4 separate regions of the Mus musculus genome follow, and all the other regions are linked to region 1. A link is a loop called in an ENCODE intact Hi-C map of the cell type or tissue named here. Cell type or tissue: heart. All regions are shown on one strand. Links, peaks and the distances in the headings refer to the core of each region. The heading gives the core; the rest is flanking DNA.

The links. Peaks named below come from ENCODE experiments on the same cell type or tissue, not always from the same donor. Only the 100,000 strongest peaks of a DNase experiment are listed, where the experiment ranks them.
Region 2: it touches region 1 in a loop (2.6-fold over the local background); 2 of 42 quality-filtered maps call a loop at or near these places.
Region 3: it touches region 1 in a loop (2.7-fold over the local background); 2 of 42 quality-filtered maps call a loop at or near these places.
Region 4: a loop joins it to region 1, with 1.9 times the contacts of the local background. A loop is called at or near these places in 3 of 42 quality-filtered maps.

The regions. Positions count from the first base shown.
Region 1 is chr1:54,681,649-54,686,960 of GRCm38, forward strand. The region is part of intron 16 of Ankrd44 (ankyrin repeat domain 44); the gene reads right to left. 4930444A19Rik (a long non-coding RNA gene) reads left to right here. Exons shown (of 4, transcript XR_003948660.1): 1 at 1-274. Among named protein-coding and RNA genes, the nearest start is that of 4930444A19Rik, 2.8 kb to the left of the region's middle. In heart, for the core only: no CTCF peak of the experiment used is centred there; a DNase peak (open chromatin) is centred at 2,813.
Region 2 is chr1:54,824,611-54,829,922 of GRCm38, forward strand. It overlaps Ankrd44 (ankyrin repeat domain 44), which reads right to left. Exons shown (of 28, transcript NM_001081433.3): 2 at 4,002-4,085. Among named protein-coding and RNA genes, the nearest start is that of Ankrd44, 99 kb to the right of the region's middle. In heart, for the core only: no CTCF peak of the experiment used is centred there; DNase peaks (open chromatin) are centred at 1,701, 2,191 and 3,381; H3K27ac peaks cover 325 bases.
Region 3 is chr1:54,747,439-54,752,750 of GRCm38, forward strand. All of the region lies in intron 9 of Ankrd44 (ankyrin repeat domain 44), which reads right to left. The region is part of intron 3 of 4930444A19Rik (a long non-coding RNA gene); the gene reads left to right. Among named protein-coding and RNA genes, the nearest start is that of 4930444A19Rik, 69 kb to the left of the region's middle. In heart, for the core only: no CTCF peak of the experiment used is centred there; DNase peaks (open chromatin) are centred at 513, 2,353 and 2,693; H3K27ac peaks cover 1,859 bases.
Region 4 is chr1:54,788,490-54,793,801 of GRCm38, forward strand. It overlaps Ankrd44 (ankyrin repeat domain 44), which reads right to left. Exons shown (of 28, transcript NM_001081433.3): 3 at 3,964-4,042. Among named protein-coding and RNA genes, the nearest start is that of 4930444A19Rik, 110 kb to the left of the region's middle. In heart, for the core only: no CTCF peak of the experiment used is centred there; a DNase peak (open chromatin) is centred at 3,092.

The sequences.
Region 1 (5,312 bases), core at 247-5,246:
CTGCAGTGACATCATGAAAACAAAACAGGGTGGTGGATTATGAGGTGGAGGGTTAAGCCACGGTGACAGAAGGCCTCGCCAAGGTGACATGTAGAGTCTGCAGGCTCTAGAGAGACCATACTGTAACAAGAGAGCACTGGGAGAAGAGCCAATGAAATGTATGGAGTGGACGATATGTTGAATGAGGGGACTGGAGGAACAAGTATCACCTTGCGGTTCGGGAGAGTTAGAGGCTAATGGCAGGCTTGTGGACGACTGCGGGAAGGACACGTGGGTAAGACCCTGTTTTACTACTTCTGCATACTTTTCATTCTAGCAACAAATCCCCAATTAATACTTAGATGAGTGTACCATGAGGTATATATACAGAAATGTATTCATGTCACAAACATTTAATGAATGATTACTACATGCCTAGATGTTGTGCAATGGACTGAAGTTCCAATAGTAAAAGTCAACTTTCTCATGGAGGAAGACACACAATAAGAGTTACAGAGTTCATTATATAGCACACGGTGCTATGAAAACACTGCAGAGATGGGGTCTAAAGGGCTTGAGGGGGATCATACTGCAACTACAGTGCCCAGGGAAGGCCTCAGCAGACACAACACAGACAGACAAACAGACAGAAAGATCGAGATGCCATGATCTGAGCAGAATATATGAAGAGAAACAAAGGGTAGGCTCACCCCTTCTGATCCTCTTTCTCTTGCCTTCAAATTCTTTTTCACATGTGGGGTACATACAAAGGGCACAGCAGTCCAATATCCAGAGCCTGGATGGCTGTGTGGTGATCACAATGGCTAGTGATGTCCACGCCAGACTCTCCTGGTGGGTGGGCATGGACTGCCCTATGTGGCATAGGTTAGACAACTCAAAAATGACATTTTCTAGATAACACCTTGTCTAGAGCAAAGGCTCAAGACAAGAAATAAGTTCTGGCAATGAAATGCACTAATTGAATGTTGGAAGACAGAAACTGATAGACTAAGCTCCTGTCATTCTGAAGGGGAGCCCAGTTGTGGAGTTGTGTTTGCTTGTCTTTCAGCTTCTCATGCACAGGCCACAGAACAGTGAGAGTAGAGAAGAAAGAGGAGATGATACCCGACATCCATGATGAGGGCAGGGTGCATCCAGCCAGAAATCTGGATGGCTCTAGAGGCAGAAGTGTCCCTACATATCAGCAAAGGTGTGTGTCTTTGAGTCAGACACTGTAGTGGCTGCCTTCGGATTCGCTCTCTCCAGTATTATGGGAATGAGGTAGCCAGTACGATACATCAGTTCAGGCTTGTTCCTAGAGGTCCAGCCTAGACTCACTTTCCTAAACATTCTAATAGCCTTGTGACACCCATTAAATAAAAGTCTATCTTTTATTCTTCAGATAGGTATCATGTTTTCATGTCTTGCAAATGAAGCCGACACAGATTTTTATAGAAGTTTTCTATTTTAACTCTTCAGGGGGCAGGGGACAGTGTCTCACTGTATAGTCCTGTCTAGCCTGGAACTCACAGACCTACCTGCTTCTGTCTCTCAGGTGCTGCAATTACATACTGTGTGTGCTATCATACCTAGCAACTGAGGTTTTCTTATTAAAAAGAGTGATAAAGGCAGAATTACAGTATTCAAACCCTGAAAGTCAAAATTTCCTAAAAAGAATATCACCCACTTCCGTCCTTGAAATTCCTTAAATTTGTCAAGTGAAACACACATTCCAAAGCCACAAGTGCAAACAACACTAATTTCACTTTAAAACAACAACACCCCCACCCAAATGAACACAATGTATTCAGGAAACATCAGACATGCACAGTCTAATAGAATTGGAGAACATTTAACTCCCTCTTTCTGTTTCCCAACCTCTTGTCCTCACAGTGAGTATATGTTGTTACCATGTCACAGTTAGTTTTGTCAATTTGACACAAACTTAGATGTGCATAGAAAGAAGGAACCTCACATGGGAAATTGCCTCCATCAGATTGGCTTGTAGACCCCATTTGTGAGGAAAATTTAAGGGTTGCTAAGGAGGGCCCAGCCCACTGTGGGCAGTACTTTCCCTAGGCAGATGGGCCTGGGTTATGTAAGAACAATAGCTGAGAAAGCCAGTGAAGCAAACCAGCAAGCAGAGTGCCTTCATGGTCTCTGCTTCAGTTCCTGCCTTCAAGTTCCTGCTTTGAGTTCCATCAACGAAAGACTACAAAGTGTAAGGTGACATAAACCCTTTCCTCCTCCAAATTGGCTTTGGTCAGTGTTTTATCACAGAGGAAGCAAACCAGACCATATTGTAATCAGTAAAATGACTAAAACAATTCTATTTTAAAACAAGTTCTTAAATTTCCATGTAACCAAAAGAATGATGTCCTCAGATCTTCAGTTGGGTACAGAACACCTTTCCAGAGTCAATATGCATGGGACAGAATGTTATCATTAAGAGACATTGGTAGATTAACTAACAAGTATAGAGATTAACAGCTCAAAACATGCCATTTTAAACCTACAGATACTACATTGGAAGCAACTACATTGGAAATATGAGATATTTTGTGTTTGTTCCTCATTGATATGAGAATAGAATCTAGACTTTACACTCAGGATATACTAAAATAATGAAAACAAATTTAATTTTAACTTCAAAGGCACTGATTAAAAAACCCATCTCTCTTACACAGCTGAAATAAAAGGAGTCTTTGCTGCCTGACAGGGCCAGTAAACATCTGTTCTTTGTTTTGCAACATTATCACCTACAAGACTTCCTGGAATTGACAGTGTGTACCAGCTCCAAATCCTGTCCTAGAATGAACCCGTAACCAAAGGAACACGGAACCATTTCCCCCACTTTTACAAACACGATGAACAGGGGCAGGAAGACAACATGTCTTGAATACACAGATTAGGTATGTCCCCATGATGTTTATTCTGGAATAAGATTTTCCCCCACACATAGTTTGATCATTCTACCAGCACGTGAGGCCTTATTTCACTCAGTCAGCAAATACTGGTGGGAGGAAGCACCAGAACTCAGTCTGTGCTGTGAGCAGCTGATAGAACTTGGAGGCTCTCAGAAAACCCAGAGCTGTTAGCAGGTAAACCAGGAGGAAGAGAGCTGGCCCGGGACCTGTACAGAGACCATTTAGGAGCCCAATATAAAACCTATTATAAAAGTCAGAGTGAATAAAACCCAGCCTAAGGTCTGAACAGTAGGAGCAATCCAGGTTGAGAAAGAAAGAATGTTCAAGCAACAGAACGCACACATGAGCACAGGGAGCATGCCATGCAGGTGAAAGACAGGCAACAACCTCAAGTGTCAGGTCACTCCTTCCATCTCGGCTGAGACAGGGTCTATCTGTTGCTTGTGCTGCATGTGCCTGGCTGGCTTGTGAGCTGATGGTGATCCTCCTGTCTCCACTCCCATCTTGCTACTGAGATTACAGATATGCTCTGCTGGGTCTGACTTCTACACAGGTTCTGGGGATTCAAATTCAGGTTGGCATGTTTATGAACTATCTTCTCAGCTTCTAGGTCATTTTCAGAGTAATTGGGGAGATTATTTTTAAATGTAGATTTAGAATAAGGACACTATTCAGTCAATAAAATGATGTAGGTAGGGAAGAACCATAATTATGATCACATTCTAGGCTTTTTTGATAAAAAAAAAAAGCCATTCTGGGTACAATGTGAACAATAACTGTAGTGATGCTGGGAGGGGGGAAGAATTCAACCCTAGAAATGGGGAGCCAGTTATATTTCCACTGTGGAATTTCTAAATCATGTCTTAAGTTGGAAAGAACCAATATTCTCAAATTAAGGAAAAAGCAACAGAAGCAAAAGGAAGCAGAAGTCTCAGTCGTTCCTTCGTGAGCAGAATCCATTCAATAATTATTTGTTGAGGATTGTGCTAGGCTCTGAGATCACAGCTCTGATCAAAGACTCTACCCATGCAGCACTAAGGATCTAGAAAGTAGAATATACATGCTTCATTGGTTGAACGTCAGAGAGCGTGAGATGATTACAATCAGGGATGACATCCAGCTTACCAGCGTTGGTGATAGAAGAGCTGGTAACAGAAGAAAGAACAAGCAAGGTCATAGAAGAGACCTGTGCAGTGAACTAGGGTTTGAATAATAGTGAGGCTATTCAGTGGGATATGTTTAATTTAATGCAGTGTTTCTCACCCCTCCTAGTGCTGAGACCCTTTAATACAGCCCCTCATGTTGTGGTGACGCTCACTAGAAAATTACTTTTGTTGCTACTTCATAACTGTAATTTTGCTACTGTTATGAACTGTAATGTGGATATCTGTGTTCTCTAGTGGTCTTAGGAAACCCCTATGAGACATTCAAATCCAAAGGGGTCATGACCACTGGTTTCATGGCCGGCTAAATATAAAAGTATGCAGCTCAGAATAGAGATCTTGTTTAAAGTGTCCTTGTATATGAGGTTGTTTGGGAAGAATGTGCAATGAGAAAAGGCAGAGGGATTTGGGCTGTAACACCAAGAATACTGTTGTATGAGGACTTGAAAGTGGACAAATGTTGACAGAAGCAAGAGAAAACCAGGACAGGGAGGTGAAGACAGAGTGATGACAACAATGATCACAACGCTGAAGGTACTGACCGTGACAAATGATGGCAACAGACACACTGGTGACAGCTAAGTTACTAAGCAATTACTCTAAACCAAGAACTTCATGAACCTTACTCAGTCATCTCAATCAAGCCTAAAGCAGTCTCCAAAACTAGCACCCTCACATGGGCACAATAAGTGACAGATGAGGAGATGGAACCTTGGTCTAACTCACACCTGCTTCTCTAGCCTGTACCACAGTGCCTTCAGATGAACAGACAGCTGAAACTTCTTGGTATTTCACAGAAGTCTGGAATCAGGGACAGGAAACAAAGTAGAGTGTATTTTAAGCACACGAACCTTTTTCTCTCTAACATCAAAATGTCTTTTAATCTGTGTGACTCTGTTTCATGAAGAGCAATAATTATTTGTCTTATTCCATGGGGACATTAACTGGGACCTGGTCCACTAACTTCTCCCTTCCTTTAGAGACTTGTCCTTTGTTAAGAAGACAGTGTGGACCTGGTAGAAAGAAAAACAACTTCAAGACATCTAAAACTAGCTTTTATGATTTGAATTAACTTTCCTTCCCAATTGCCAATCTGATGCTGAATATATCAACCACAGGGAGTAGGGCAGAGATTCCATGCATCTCAGACACTATATGTTGCATTAACCCCTCCCTGGAGGCATATGTGGGCCAGAGAGAGTCAGAGTACTCATACCACAATTCATGATATGGTTTGTAGCTT
Region 2 (5,312 bases), core at 303-5,302, 140 kb after region 1:
ATGCAACACTGCGCACGCCATCGGGCCACACCCCAACAAGTCGTTCCTGCAATGCTCAGCTTCATTCAAGACTGCTGTATGTTGAAATCCGTGGTTTTACTGCACAAAGTTTTTGTTTGTTTAGAAATTTTGTGATTTAGTGGTGGAAAACAAAGAATTTTATTATTTCCCTACTATCATTCCTTAGCATGTATATATCAAATTAGTATTATCTTTGGGTCTCATTGTGTTGGAATATTTTATTTTAAAATTGTTCTTTAAGAGCATGGGAGATGGCTCAGGTGGTAAATATTACTTGCCTGATAAGCATGGGGACCCGAGTCCAGTCACCAGAACCCAGGAAAACGAGTGAGGTGTCCATACCTGCTCACAAACCCATGTACGCACACACAGAGGTACACACAAAACTGTTGCTTGAACTGATGGTTTGAATTTCGTAAGAAAAACTGTTCAATTTGGATAATAATGGCATTTCCAACAATTTTTTGAAAAGTCCTAAACATACACATGCCATTTTATTCCATGCATGTATTCACCACACTGACAATTATAAAAACTAAAAGACACGGAAGATACTCTACCCTGCAGCATCAAATATTCATCCAAGATTCGATCCTTTATGTAAAAATTTTAAAGTCCATCAAGAGGCTGGATAGATGCCTTAGAGGTTAAAGCATTCACTGCTCTTGCAGAGGGCCCATGGTCCATTCCTAGCAGCCACCTTGATTGACTGACACACAGTCAGCTGCAGATGTAGCTACGAAGAACCCAATGCCTCTGTGGGCACACACCTGCACACACATGTACCTACCCACACAGACACACACATATCTAATGCAAAATTGAAACGTTTTAGAAGTATATCGATCTCATTAATATACAAATTGGCCTTAATCTTTAATAAGCAATAAAAGTAAATGTATACCAAAAAGGAGTTGTTTTAAAAGAAATTTATTGCCAATAAATGTTTGGTTTTTATCAAACCTATTTTATATGCCTTTATACCCAAGGTTACATAAAAAAAATGTCTTGCACAGAGTGTGTGTCACGTGGAAAATGATTAAGGAGCCTTGCTCCAAATGACCTACATTGGCAGTGAGAGATTGGTTCAACACAGCCTACAGGCCTGTGAGAGTGGGATTCAAGATCTCCTTTACACACATGGCAGGGGGAGTCGGGGAGGAAGGGAGTCTTGGGAGCTGTGGGTGGAACAAAAAGAGCAATGAGCCTCCAAAATGTGAAAGATCCCACTGAGTACCTCGGGCCTGGTCTCTCTACTGATATACTCAGTCATCAGCAACTTCAAGTCCTCCTTCGCTGCCTTTTCTGCTGCATATCCCCTGCAGATACAGGGTGACTCCTCCCTTCACCTCCCTTAGCCTCCCGTGCTTATTATCACAGTTCAGACCCTGCAGACTGGCCTCCAGCAAACCCTGGAAAGTGACTTCTCATTTCTTGATTTCACTTTGTGAGCTCCACAGTGGAGCCCACTGTCTTGCCACTGCTGTGTCTCTCATGCTTAGCACAGAGTTGCGACACAGTAAATAACTGAAGTGTGAAAAAGATGGCCAAAACACAACTTAGTGGAATCACTTTAACTCCCTGGAAGCTTGTAAGATCAAAGTTGATTGTGCTGACTTTTCAGGGGCGCAGTAGCACAGTGATAGCCCCTCCCCCAGAGTTAGGTGTGGCTATATGACAGGTCACCAAAATGGAGGATGAGCAGAAGGGATATACACACTCCACACTGACCCAGGAAAACCTTCCCATGCTTCCCCTCTAGGTTTATTGTTCTTTCTTCAGCCAGACTGAAGATGACCCTCACAGTGACCTTAGAAAACCTCACATTCATACCTCAGACCCCACGTAAAAAGGGGACACTCTTCCCATGTGTTGCTGAGAGAACTAAGCTCCGGATTTCAAACATTCATTAGTCATCTATGTGTTACAGAGCTAAGCCTAGGTAGCCAATCAGCAACGGGTTGTTACTTTTCCAAAAAGAAAGAAAGGTCATTCAAAGGTCAGTACAATTTCCCGAGATGTAGATGATTAAAAGTTCTGTTTGTTTGTAACTATTAGGAAAAGATAGTAACCTTGCCTTAGGCTTGCCAGGGCTTGGCCCACAGCCACCAAATAGTCTAGGCAAATTCCTGTGATGTCAAAGCTCTTGACAGTGAACTTGCTTCATAGCCTCCACCCCACAGGTCCTGGACCAGTGCCCAGCTGCCTCTGCAAGGCCTCTGTCCCTGACTTCATCCTGGCTTACCTTGCAAAAACACATCTCAAAACATTGCCCTGTTGTTCTTACTGCCAGCTGAGGAGAAGCTGCCAAAAGGCTTTTGAGAAAGCCACACCAATCTGGACAGCCTCAGACAAAGGCTGCTCCAAAGGACCTGTCTTGGAAGGGAGCCGCCCGCCAGCAGACCTGAGAGAGATACCTCCTCAAAGGCAGGTTATCACCCCAGGGAAAAGATCTGCTTACACTGAAGATGGACGACTCGCCCTGTCTTTTCTACTGAACACTAAACTGTAAAGAGGACTCTTCTCCCTAAGGGACCTGAGGACTTTGATAATCAGATTGTGTTAAGTGAATTAGCAGCACACCCTGCACCTAATCGCTTGTTCAGCCTGACTCTAAGAAACTATCAAAAGGGTCACTTCTTGGCCAATGCTTGTGCCCTTTGGTGCAAGTGACTGATCTGTTTGGAAATGTCCCAGATACAGTCTATGTGTAGATCTTTTGATAGATGTGCCATAGGTCCTTTTAGGAATTCAGTGAAATACCTTGACCCTTTTCTCAGCAAAATATGCAAGATGCTGAAGCACACACAAGGTTTCAACAACTTCAAAGAGCACGGGAGTAAGAGCTGCAGAGAGTTCAATGGTTCATCCCAGGGTCATGGACTCCCTAGGGCAAGAACCAGCAGACTTTTCCTACAAAGGGCAGGGTTTGAGTGGCCCTGGCTCAGTCCAGACCCCGGGCTCAGCAAGGCAGTGTGAGAGCAGCAGAGACAATGTGTGCAAGATGGACAGCCACACTCCAACAAAACTGCCGCTGGACACTTGTTTCAACTTCCTAGCAACCATGCATGTCTAAAAATGCTATTCTCCTCATCTTTCTTCAATCACTGGGAAAAAAACAAAAAGTTTTCATATCTGGTGGTCCACAGGCCCAGGTTGCCAAATTTCACCAGAGCCAAGGTACATTACATCAAGAAAGAAAAATGGTATAGCTTCACTATCATTGCCTTCTTAATAGGGGCCGGCATCCTTCCTTTGTGGATATACAGAGCAAACCACGGGAGTAGTGGCAGTCGGTGTGACACTGTCACCAGGAGACATCACAGCTATGCAAGAGGTAGTGGCAGGTCATTCAAAACGCAATGCTCGCTGCCAGATGCGTCGCTGTATCTTAATGGGTCATAGACAGGATATAAAGTAGGGGTTTCCCCCTTCTGGTTTCAACTCATAGTTTCTGCTTTTCCTGTGATGAATGAGTGTGATTGACAGGGAAAGCATAAGACCCTAAATGAAACTCCATGGCCTCAAGACGGTCACTGCAACTGTATAAACACTCACTGAGATAGAGTTTGGGGCCTTGAAACACTGTGTGATGTTTTAATTTATGAGTTGATTAGAATAAGGTCAATTTTGATAAGCATACAGATTACTGCATCCTAAATTTGATTTTTTTTTCTCTGTTTTGCAGTGTTGGGGGGTCTAACACAGGCCTTTTGCGTGCTAGGTAAGCACTCTCCCCTGGAGTGACATCTTCAGTCCCTTGATCTTTAAATTTTTTTTACAACTATATTTCAACATAATTGATTTAGTCTAACCCTAGAGTTTCACTCCATGGGTTTTGTTTTTTTTTTTTTTGAAACAATAGTCTAAAAAGCAGCCCTGAGCTCTCACAATTTTCTACAGGGGTTCACAGCACAGAAAATGTCAAGAGGCCTTGCTTGCCCCACAGGAGGACCCATACAACAACCACAGTCTCTCACCAGTGCGTTTACGTCTTCAGTCTTATGGATGAGCATGCGAATCTCCTCTGGGTCGCCACTGAAGATTGCCTGGACCAGTGGTGGCTGCAAAACCAAGAAACTGAGTATTAGGACTATAACTAATATACATACCTGCGTTTGCATGCAGACAGCAACAAGGATATTTGTTCCCTCTAAGTTTATTAAGAATTATCAATGAGCAGGCAGAAATAAATAAGACTCCACCTACACGCACAAAGTATCTGAGACCTTAAAGACCTTGTCAAGAATATGACCAAACACAGGTCTCTATATTCAGACCCTATTAAGGACTAACCCTTGTCACTGCCAATTCAGATGTTGAAGTCACTGAAGACTATGCCTTTGCGGGCTGTTGGAAGGTTCTAGCAGAGGATCACAGATGCTCTGTACCTTGACAAAAGACTGGTCCTCTACTCAGGGAAGGGCATCTTCTTTCAAACAAATGTACAGCTATGGGAGGGATAGAGATTGCCCTCACATCCAAGACAAGCCCTTTGTGGAGGATATTATGACCTAAACACTTGTGGATCAATCTTCAAAACACCTTGCAGTTGTTCCCAAATACTTCCATAGCTTTAGCCAGTGGGCACTGGCTGTCTTACAATGATTATATAACTACTAGTTTAAAATAAGATATAACAAGGGCTAGAGAATGGGGGTTTGGAAGAGCAGAGAAGAATCCATTATATAGAAGAAGGAACTATAAAGTGTGACCCAACTGCAAGGACAGTGAGCTCTGTGGGATAAGAGGAAGGAAGGCACCTCAATGACCGAGTGTGGGTTTCTAGATGGAGACAGAAGGGCAGCCCATCCTAAAGAGAAGGTATGCACGGAGTGGATGTGCAGAGAACCTGCCAGAAACCATCACTGGGGTGAGTGATAACTGTGGGAACGTGCTGGGTTCAGGGGCTGACGCTTGACTTGCCCCACATGGTAAAAGATCTTCTTCACAGCCAACTCCACCATTTTCACTTCCCTGATGGAATCTGAGTCTAAGCATGGCCATCGCTGGCCACGCCCCTCATAAGATGGTGATTAATAGGGCCAAATGGCATAGTGAGAAATTTTTATGTGACCATTCAACTCTACTCAAATAATGTTTTCATTAAAAAAATGGTTAATGCTATCAATATGGAATATTTGGCCTCTTTTCCCCCTAAATTTCAAATCTTGGCAACTACATATATGTATTTGCTTACAACTTCTGTAAATGTCTTAGTCCTAACAGACAGCTGGATGATGGCAGTGCCCCAAGTTTGACTCAGCATAAGAATCATCCGAGCTGCTTAT
Region 3 (5,312 bases), core at 86-5,085, 66 kb after region 1:
GAGTGTGTGCATGTTCATGTCATAACTGTGTGCATGTGTGTGTGCATTTGTGTGTGCATCTATGCATGTGCATATTCATGTGTGTACATGTGTGGATTATATGTAGAATTTTCCATGGCTGAACTCATATAGTGTAGAAATATTTGTGTCTTGCATTCTCCCTTAATGCTGCATTGAAAGATTTCTATGTGTTATTTTTTTCACTAATATAACTATAAACAGCTATATAATATCTATAATTTGGAGCATTTACTTAACAAGTCCCCAGTCACTAGACATTAGAGACTCTTTCCAGGCTTTTGCTATTAAGAAGAACAGAAGAATAAACAATTTCTGAAGACTCTTCACCCTGCAGCTCACTTCCTCCAGCAGCACTGTTAGACACAGAACTGCTGGATCAAAAGTCTGCACCTTTTAAAGGCTCTGGATAAGCAGTAGACAAACAGCCTCTGAGAAAGGCGGTGCCGGTTTACTTCCCTGTGAAGTATTCTCAAGCATTACCTCAGAGTCTTCCTGGCCAGGCTCCAATGTCTTGTGATAAAAATATTACCCCGCCCCCAACATCTGCACATCTCTTCATTCCTCCTTTGGTTCATTTCACCGAGGTTGTTTTTTCAGGAAGTAATTTTTTTTTTTTACTGGATAAGTATATTTTTAAAATATGACAGTTGATAATCTTTGCAATAAAAATAAAATACTAAAAAGTGTGTGGCTCTTTGCAGAGGAGGCAAAACCAACAAAAACTATGCTTATCACAGAAAGATCCGAGGGACTTCCCCCGTCTAAGAGACGTGTGTGTCTTAGTCTTTACTCGAAGAATCAATTTGCTGCTGACAGGTTTGTGCATATGTGGCTGACAACTTAATACTGTTTACAGAAGGTAACTCCTCTTGCCTTTGACCATGGCAGAGAACTATCAAAGGCTGCCTGAATCTAACACTGCTCTCTAACTCAAATCTGTGTCTCTCTGCTGTGGCATTCATTTTTAGAATGAATTATTCAAACAAACACACTATGATCATTCTTGTAAGCATAATAATTATATATCTCTCTATAGAATATATATGTATATATGTGTGTATATATATATGTATATGTATATATATGTGTGTGTATATATATATATATATGTGTGTGTGTGTGTGTGTGTGTGTATGTATATGTATATATATATAAAATTTGAAAACTTTTACCAAATTGCCAATATAAATTCTGATTAGGGTGATCTTTCAATGATTTCATTTTGGTTTGCAGTAAATGTAATTATTTTGTAATAACAAAAATGATAAAGTTAATTTAATTATTGTGATCATCTAGGGACTAGAGAGCGATCTCACTGTGGCCTGATTTTAGAGGCTTCCATTTAAATCATTTTTATGACCTGATAGTATCTAGGGCAGCCATTTGGCTCCTGTTGTTCCCCAGCACAGTTTTGGGTGTAGATATCTATCTAAGGACCTGAGCTGTGATCTCCCCGAAAAGCTCAGCCATGAACCTGAGCTAGGGAGATGAGGAAGGAGATGCTCAGACTTTAGAAGCCTTTGTTCTGGACACCACTACACAGCCTGGCACGCTTCCAAGCCGAGACCCACCAACGGTTTCTCAAGACCAGCTCGCATCTAGGTTTACCACCCTCAAATATGACAAAAAGTGAGAAGAGAAAGAAGATGGTGCAAGTATCAACAGGGGAGGAAACCACTGTCGCCTGAGTCTGAAAGGCTTCCACTGATGCTGTCATTTTATAAATCTGTTTAAAGGATAGTTGGCATATGTATATGCTTTTGCTGTCATTTCAAATATATTTCAGGGGAGCATCATAACAATAGAAAAGTAAGAGAGATTTTGCATTTGTATCTGAAAATGTGTTTCTATTAAAATAAATCCTCTGGATGGCTGAGCTTTTAGTTTATCAGCACTCAACAGACATTTCTATTTCCACTTGAAAATCTTTAAGCCTTTCTCGGAGTATACATTAAATTATACATTAAATGTCTTTTTACCCTTTGTCTGAAGGCTACAAGTTAAACGCGGCAAACTGATCATTAATAATCAGTGAGTAAAATAAGCTTTCATCACATTAAAGGTGTGCACAGCGTGTTCAAAAGGGACTATAAGCACTCATCTGAAATTAGCTTTTCATTGCACAAGCAAGAATGGTCATCTTAAGTTGCTTCAGAAGGACTGTGAGCCAAAAGGTCAAAAATCTCATATTGTGTCATCATAGGCTAGTACTTCCAGAAGCGTTAAAAATAGAGAGAGCCTGTACCAGAAGAGTCTAAGGCAACCTCATTTATGAACTGTGTAACTCCCTGGACAGCCTCTGAGGCAGCTGCCTCGTGCCAAAAGCTGGACCAAATGCCTCTGATTCCACACAGTGTCCTCTTTAAGAGTTCCCATCCCTCTCTTGCTGTGACAGGGTGGTCTGCAACAAGAAACAATGTGATTTGAGCCCAAGTACATTTTGTTTTTTAAGTAGCAAAGGAAAAGTCATGGCTTTTGTACTTGTTTGTGTGAGTGATTGCCTTCCCAAAGTTGAGTGATGCTGGAGGAGTCAGGTTTTCATGCATACGTAAAAACCCTGGCTGGGATCAGAAAGAGGAGACTACTCTACAGAGGCAGAACATCTAAGCAATCTAAGAACAAACAAACATGCAAAGGACATTCCCCAGTGTGCAGATAACTGTGCCCCCTCATGATAGAGCCTCTCAGGTCTGGCACAGAGCAGTTTATGTGAGTGATGACAAGCTCTGGAGATGGACACCAGGCCTGGGAATGAGCCTCTGGGAAAGCAGGGTCTTAGCCAGAGCAGGATTTTTTTTTCAGAAGGAACAAAATAAACAGGAAGAAAGAAAAGAACTTCCTCTGCTCCCTAGGAACATTTTTCAAATGCCCAGAAAGGTCAAATGGAAGAACTGACAGTTCTCATGGATGTAATAAAAGCTGAAAGAAAAAACCCACAAAGTTGTCCATCTACGGGGACAACTCTCTCAAATGCAGGCAACTCTTACACTGCATCAAATTCAAGTTTAAGAGAAAATCTTCAACCATCACTGTCCTTCTGGGGAGATATATATGCATACAGATAGTGGCGGAGAAGCGGCTCTCTAACGCTAGACTATGTTCCAACTCCTGACCCCACATGCTGCTCAGAAAACCCACCACCTCTGACTGCCTCACTGTGAAGTTGATGATAGCACCCCCTTCCTCCTGGTATTGTGAGGAGGAAATAGATGGGATATATGGCAAAGAGCCTGGCACAGCATGAACATTTAACCAACATTAGCTTTATCATTACATGTGCCAACCTCTGTATTACAGTCACCGTATGTCATCAGTTCAGGTCTGAGGATCCTAGCCCACTTATAAGCCAGATACCAGCTAATCAATGGTGGGATAAACTTTAAGACTCTCAGCTCTTGTTCTAACCTTAAAGTATAGCAAACTCCAAGTCTGACTGATGGAGAAGTCAAGGCAGCCTCCAAGAGTGATATAAGCACATTAGGATGGGAGAGGGAGGCTGCGCCAAACTCTGAAATGGAGGAGATGCAGGTGTGGTCTGGCAGATGGATACACTAGTTAAAAAGGCAGCTCATATATTTGTTTTTTAAAGTGTTCTTGGGGCTAAAGACCTGGCTCAGTAGCTAAGAATACCATTGTTCTTGCAGAAGACAGAGTTTATTTCCTAGCATCCCTATGTATGCACACAACAGCCTGTCACTCCAATCCCAAGAAATATGACACCCTCTTATGGTCTTGGCAAACATGGTTGTAATGTCTTCTGCACTACTGTGGCTTTTGCTTCCCGAGGAGCATCGTCGGTGCCTGCTTCTCTATATAGATGCACATGCTGTTTGTTTGTTTGTTTGTTTGTTTTTGGTGCCTAAGTTAAACTCAGTGCCACTAACTTTCCCTATTGCCCAAAATTCTTATAGTTACAAAACAGAGAAATCCAAGAAGAGTCACTCACATTAGAATTTAAAGTTTGAGTCTGCTAAACACAGTTTAGGCATTACCAAATTGACCAGGAATGTCCTCTTAAATGCATGATGCAAACCTGTGTTTTGCTGGTTTTGCTTTCAAGTTGTCTCTTCAGCTTGCTCAGATCATAGAAGCTGTGCTGTCAGAGTTAACCCATTCACAGATGTCAACCATGGCCCTCGGGGTGACATAAGCTGTGACATGGAATGAGACTACAGGGACTTTGGTGTCCGAGATAGTCTGGTGATGTTCAAAGAACACTTGGGTTGAGAGCCTGGAAAATTACTGTTTCATGGTCTCTCTCTCTCTCTGTCTCTCTGTCTCTCTGTCTCTCTGTCTCTCTCTCTGTCTCTCTCTCTGTCTCTCTCTCTGTCTCTCTCTCTGTCTCTCTCTCTGTCTCTCTCTCTCTCTGTCTCTGTCTCTCTCTCTGTCTCTCTCTCTCTGTCTCTCTCTCTCTCTCTCTCTCTCTCTCTCTCTCTCTCTTTCTCTCTTGCCTGGGATTTCATCACAGACTTACCTGCTTAAACCTTGAGTCACCCACCCTACTTTTTTCTACTTTTGTCTGAGTAGTTTAATGAGCTCAAACTTGGGGAACTTTACTGGGTCAACAATCTAAAATAACCCAGATCGGCTGATTGAAAATGCAAGCAATGAATGCTTAGCATCATTAAAAGTGAAACACCTCAGAATCTAAAACATGTCCATATACAATCACCAAACCCAGACACTTTTGTGGATGCCAACAAGAGCTTGCTGACAGAAGCCTGATATAGCTGTCTCCTGAGAGGCTCTGCCAGTGCCTGACAAATACGGAAGTGGATGCTCACAGCCATCCATTGGACAGAGCACAGAGTCCCCAATAAAGGAGCTAGAGAAAGTACCCAAAGAGCTTAAGGGGTTTACAGCCCCATAGGAGGAACAACAATATGAACTAACCCCCAGAGCTCCCTGGGACTAAACCACCAATCAAAGAAAACACATGGAGGGATTCGAGGCTCTAGCTGCATATGTAGCAGAGGATGGCCTAGTCGGTCATCAATGGGAGGAGAGGCCCTTGGTCCTGTGAAGGTTCTATGCACCAGTGTAGGAGAATGCCAAGGCCAGGAAGTGGAAGTGGGTGGGTTGGTGAGCAGGGGGACAGGGGAGGACATAGGGGAAACTAGGAATGGGGAGAACATTTGAAATGTAAATAAATATCTAATTAAAAAACCAAACCTGTCCATCTCTCCCAAGAGCCAAGTGTGTGTTTTCACCTGTCTGAGGATTGACTACATTATTCTATGTTCTCCCCACGAGTGGGGGAAACTGAGGATATGGGTACAGTGAGCATCCAG
Region 4 (5,312 bases), core at 186-5,185, 110 kb after region 1:
TCTGTCAAACAGACCAGATCTTCCTGCAGCTCAGGAGTCACCTTGGAAACATGTGGGATAATGCCATGTGTGGAAATTGCTTCTTGAAGTAGCCGCTAGAGCTAGCTTACACACTCACCAGACATGTTAATTAATATTGCACCAGATTTGTGTCCATGATCAGCTCTGCTTTGCTTAATCAAACTCCTTTACCAGGTTAAAAAAATAAAATAAAATCCACGTACAAAGAATGAATATCTCTTAGGCACAAAGGGATAAAGGACCACGTGACACCAGATCTGCAGACAACTGGCACTATAACTAGCAACCATAACTGGGAAAAATATTACAGGAAATCATTTTGCAAAACTATCACTTGGTACATGTAGTTTCATTTTATCTTATGTATCTGTGCAGGCATGTAGATGGTGTGTGTGTGTGTGTGTGTGTGTGTGTGTGTGTGTGCCAGTATGTAGGCTATAGGTCAACCTACATGATTGTTCCTCAGCATCTGTCCACCTTGTTCTTTGAGACAAAGTCTCTTGCTGAGACTCAGAGCTCACAATTAGGTTATCTTGGCTAGCCAGCAGACCTGGGATCCTGCTGTCTTTACTTGCTCCATTCTGGGATCACAAGCACATACCACCATGCCCAATTATTTATATAGCTGCTGAAAATCAAATGTAGGTCCTACGCTAACACAGCAAGCACTTTGCTGACTGAGCTACCTCCCCAGACCGTACGTACTAAGTTCATTTTGTACTGAGCAGTTAGACCTGACAAACTCCCACAGTAGAGCATGCATACACATTTCTTCCTCCAACCCAAGGCTCCGTCACCCTAGTTCACCCTGAATTTTGCTATAAGATATTCTGCTGTGGCCATTTTCCTGTGGGCCCTCTGCTTTCCTTACCTCAACCATGACCTGGATGTTCCACCACGGACTAGTTCTCACTGCCTACTCTGCCCATTTGTGCCTTGATCCTGACCTGGCCACTTCCCAAACAGAAGCTGAGTCAGATGAGGAAATCAAGCCAGAGTGACAGGCAGTGATAAGAAGGTGGAAAGACTCAGCAAGGCCTGTTCATCCTGAAGACACTGCCCTGCCCCCCAACACGGCCGCACAGAGACACTCAGGGTTCTAGCTGCCTGGTTAATAGGAGACAAAGTCAGTAATAACTTAGTGAGCTTGGGTCTTTGCATGCTCTGAGAGTTTGCCCAGCAGCAGAGAGCACAGCTTTAACAAGCTATTCTGGCAAGGTTAAATTATTTGTTCAACATGGGAATCATTAGCGCCTCATTCATTACGAAATGAGAGAACAGTGTGGCTGGATTCCCCAAAGGGTCAGCTGCCAGATGAAATCTCAGGACTGAAATCACTATAGTCGTATGATATTTCTTTAGGGATATAAAATATAAATTGAATAAAAGTCCTTTCAGGGAAAATGGGAGCTACGTGCACTGCCAAAGTTGGCCTCTGTTGAATAAATTGCTACAGAACTTTCTCAATTTGATGGGTGGAAGGGGGAGGAGGAAAGACAATGTCTCGCAAACTGAACCAACGCTAAATGAAAGAGATTAACCAATCAGTAATTCCAAGACCAAATGGGTCTACAGATTAAGATGCATACAACAGCTTCTCCTGATACTACTGAACCAGCCACAGGGACAGAAGACGAGGATTCTGTGTTACATAAAGGTGACATGAGACCAAGTTTATCAAGGCACACTGGTCCCATATGGGTGACCCTTGTGATGTAGAATTAAGAGCTTCCCTATCAAAGCGAAGGCAGAGCCAGGCAGTGGTGGCGCACGCCTTTAATCCCAGCACTTGGGAGGCAGAGGCAGGTGGATTTCTGAGTTCAAGGCCAGCCTGGTCTACAAAGTGAGTTCCAGGGCAGCCAGGGCTACACAGAGAAACCCTGTCTCGAAAACCAAACAAACAAACAAACAAAAAAAATCAAAGCAAAGGCAGGTGGAACATGAACTTGGGGCTAATTTAACTTGTTCACAGCCACTCCCCTTGCCCATTTCCCTGCCTTGGCTCCCTCCCTGTGATATAAAGAGAGAGAGAGAGAGAGAGAGAGAGAGAGAGAGAGTGAGTCTGTGTGTACATGCAAATACCTGCAGAAGATACAAAGGGTGTTGGATCCCTGGGAACTGAAATTACAAGCAGTTCTGAGTTGCCTGATGTGGATGCTGAAGACTGGGCTCAGGTCCTCTGGGATGATGTTTTGACCCACAGAGCCATGTCTGCTGTCTCTGGGGCATCTTTTAATACAAGCTGAACATCACTTATCCAAACTGCCTAAGCCCACAAGTGTGGCAGAGTTTTAATTTGGAGGGCAGATTTTTGGTCTATTCGACCCAATCCTACACATGAACTTCGTTTCTGCTTCATACATGCCTTAGACATATTACAGTGGCTCATCACATCATGTCAGGTGCAAAACTAACACTGCAGCATCACATGGCATCATGTCGGCTCTTGGAACATTTTAGGCTTTAGACGTTCAGATAAGGGAATGCTGCTCACCCTGAATGATACTGTCTTGGTGATGATATTATTGCTTGGGATCATTAGGCATTGTAACCTTACAATTCTTTATTTTACACATCCAGAACGGGGACACCATAAACCCAAAAGCAACATGAGTTGTCTTAGTCATGGTTTCTATTCCTGCACAGACATCATGACCAAGAAGCAAGTTGGGCAGGAAAGGGTTTATTCAGCTTACACTTCCACATTGCTGTTCACCACCAAGGAAGTCAGGACTGGAACTCAAGCAGCTCAGGAAGCAGGAGCTGATGCAGAGGCCATGGAGGGATGTTACTTCCTGGCTTGCTTCCCCTGCCTTGTTCAGCTTGCTTTCTTATAGAACCCAGGACTACCTGCCCAAGGATGTCATCACCCAAAATGGGCCCTCCCTCCCTTGATCACTAATTGAGAAAATGCCTTACAGCTGGATCTCGTGGAGGCATTTCCTCAACTGAAGCTCCTTTCTCTGTGATAACTCCAGCTTGTGTCACGTTGACACACAAAACCAGCCAGTACAGGAGCCTTCCCTGTGAAACAGCACAGCTCTTTCTTCACCGTGGTGCATTTCACAGCTGGTAACTACATACCCAGCACTCACCTTTGTTCTGCATTGGCACATTAGCATTTCCCATTACTACTGCAGACAAAGGCAAGCCCTTAGTACAGGCCTTTTGCCTGGTTTGTTCACAATGGCATTTCCTCCAGATTTTAATCTCTCCAAACAAAAAACAGGAGAAGAAAAAGCAAATTGGCCTGCATACAGTCTGCATTGAGGCATACAAGCAGTGATCAAGATTATTCCAGGGGTCTGTCCAGTGAGCACTCAAATGGAAAATCACATAATGGTTTTGGAAACCTGTTTGGTTAAGAAGTTCTGAACATAGAAGATTCTAGAACTGAAAGCATTCACACCTTTAAATCCAATGAAATGTTAAAAGTACAGTGGAATGAAAAAGAGAATATATAGACCAGAAGAAATGGAGATTAGATATGACATGATTCACATATTTGGCCCCTATAAAATTTGGAAAGGGGGATATTTTAACACCCCACCTGCCTACTTAGAGACACCTCTAATTAGAAACTCACATGGCCCCTTACCTCTGTTTTCTGTTTTTAAACTTTTATTGTAATCATAATTGTGTGTAAGAAATAATATTATTTTGCAATATTTAAATATATGTATATATGTGCCCTTAGTATATATGCTTTGTGCTATACAGAGTGATAGACAGGAATCAAACTTTTAAAGCATAAAATATTTTGTTTAAGAATCATTGCCAAACAATTTCTTTTTTTGTATTTCATGTGCAGATAAATTATTGATCAAATAAACTTGGATGAGCAAAGCAAAGAAGTTCTGCTCCGTTCATTCTAAGTGCCAATCTAGCAAATTGCCCATCAAGCTTCCATGGAGTTGGCTTTTGAATACAGTAGTTATTTACCTGACAAAATCAGGAGTTCAATGATCTCTGCATCTCCCAGGAATGCAGCCACATGAAGCGGGGTTCGTTTCTCAGAATCCTAAAATACACAATATCAAAGTATGCAACAGTCAGTGGAAGCTGGATGTTAAGATGGTCGCCATTCGCTCTGAGGTCCATGCTAGTAGAGTAAGGTTGAAGGCCAACCTATGCAGATGAGTTTAACAAAAATCCCAGTACAAATCATGAGAAACCTCTCTGTAAGTGGTTGGTTAGATAATACAAATGGCTCCCCAAAACAATATAGACTATTGCTGATGCCCTTAGATTCCTCTCAAAGGATTAAAGTATGCCCCTATTGCTGAAGATACTGCACACTCAGGACACTTTAGGACATGAGACACATATTCTAGCTGGATCTCACCTGAAAGTCTCTTTCCTGCAGTCTATCTTCTATAGTACCAAAAAGTACTGCATGTACTGTCAAATTTATCATAACAGTCTACCCAGCTGTGACACCGATGACCCATAACAAAAATCAATATAGCAAGATATCCACAGAGGTGTAACAGTGGGGTTCACCTGTTGGTGGTATCCAACAGTTGTCTAGATGGATGTAAGGCCAATCAACAAGAACAGGACCATGCCTGGTATTAGAAACTTAGCCAACCTTCCCCAGGGCTAATGAGTCCATGGATTTTAGAACAGAATCTACTTCCGCCACTGTGCTAGCCTGGCACCATTTTGCAGCTACATTCTAGATCTTATCTTTATATACAGATAAGGGTTGCTATCATCTCTCATCACAGAAGCTTCTCTCTACAGTAAATCTCCACTGAATACAACGCAAAGGTGTTCAATGGATTTCGAGGAGCCCAGCCCCAGTGGAGTTAACCGTAGCACGGCTACTGCATCTATGACTCAAGAATAATACAGAAGAGGGGGCAGAAAGACTGACTGCATCACCCAGCTTTGAAAATGAAGCTATGGTGTTTAAAAATGTGTGCACTAAAATGAGAGTCAGATATATTAATTTCAGCAATGAACTTTAAAAATCCTCCAGGGTTGAAATTTCTTGGATGTAAATAACAGCTCTTACTCCTCCTTGACCTGACTCTGGCACAACTGAGACACTCGGGGAAACAGCTTGAACTGAACCAGCCCCTAAGCATGGCCACCTCCACAACTTTCCCCATTGCCTGAGATTCCTGGGACTCACTGTTGATTCTATTACTCCTGTCACCATTTTATTAGACAATTGACCTAATGACCTTTTATTAGCCCAAGGATAATATTCTCCTGAGTTATTTTCTCACGAAGCCCAGACCCTCCCTTTCCCTCTGTCTCTTTTAAACTATTGCTTTGTGCGT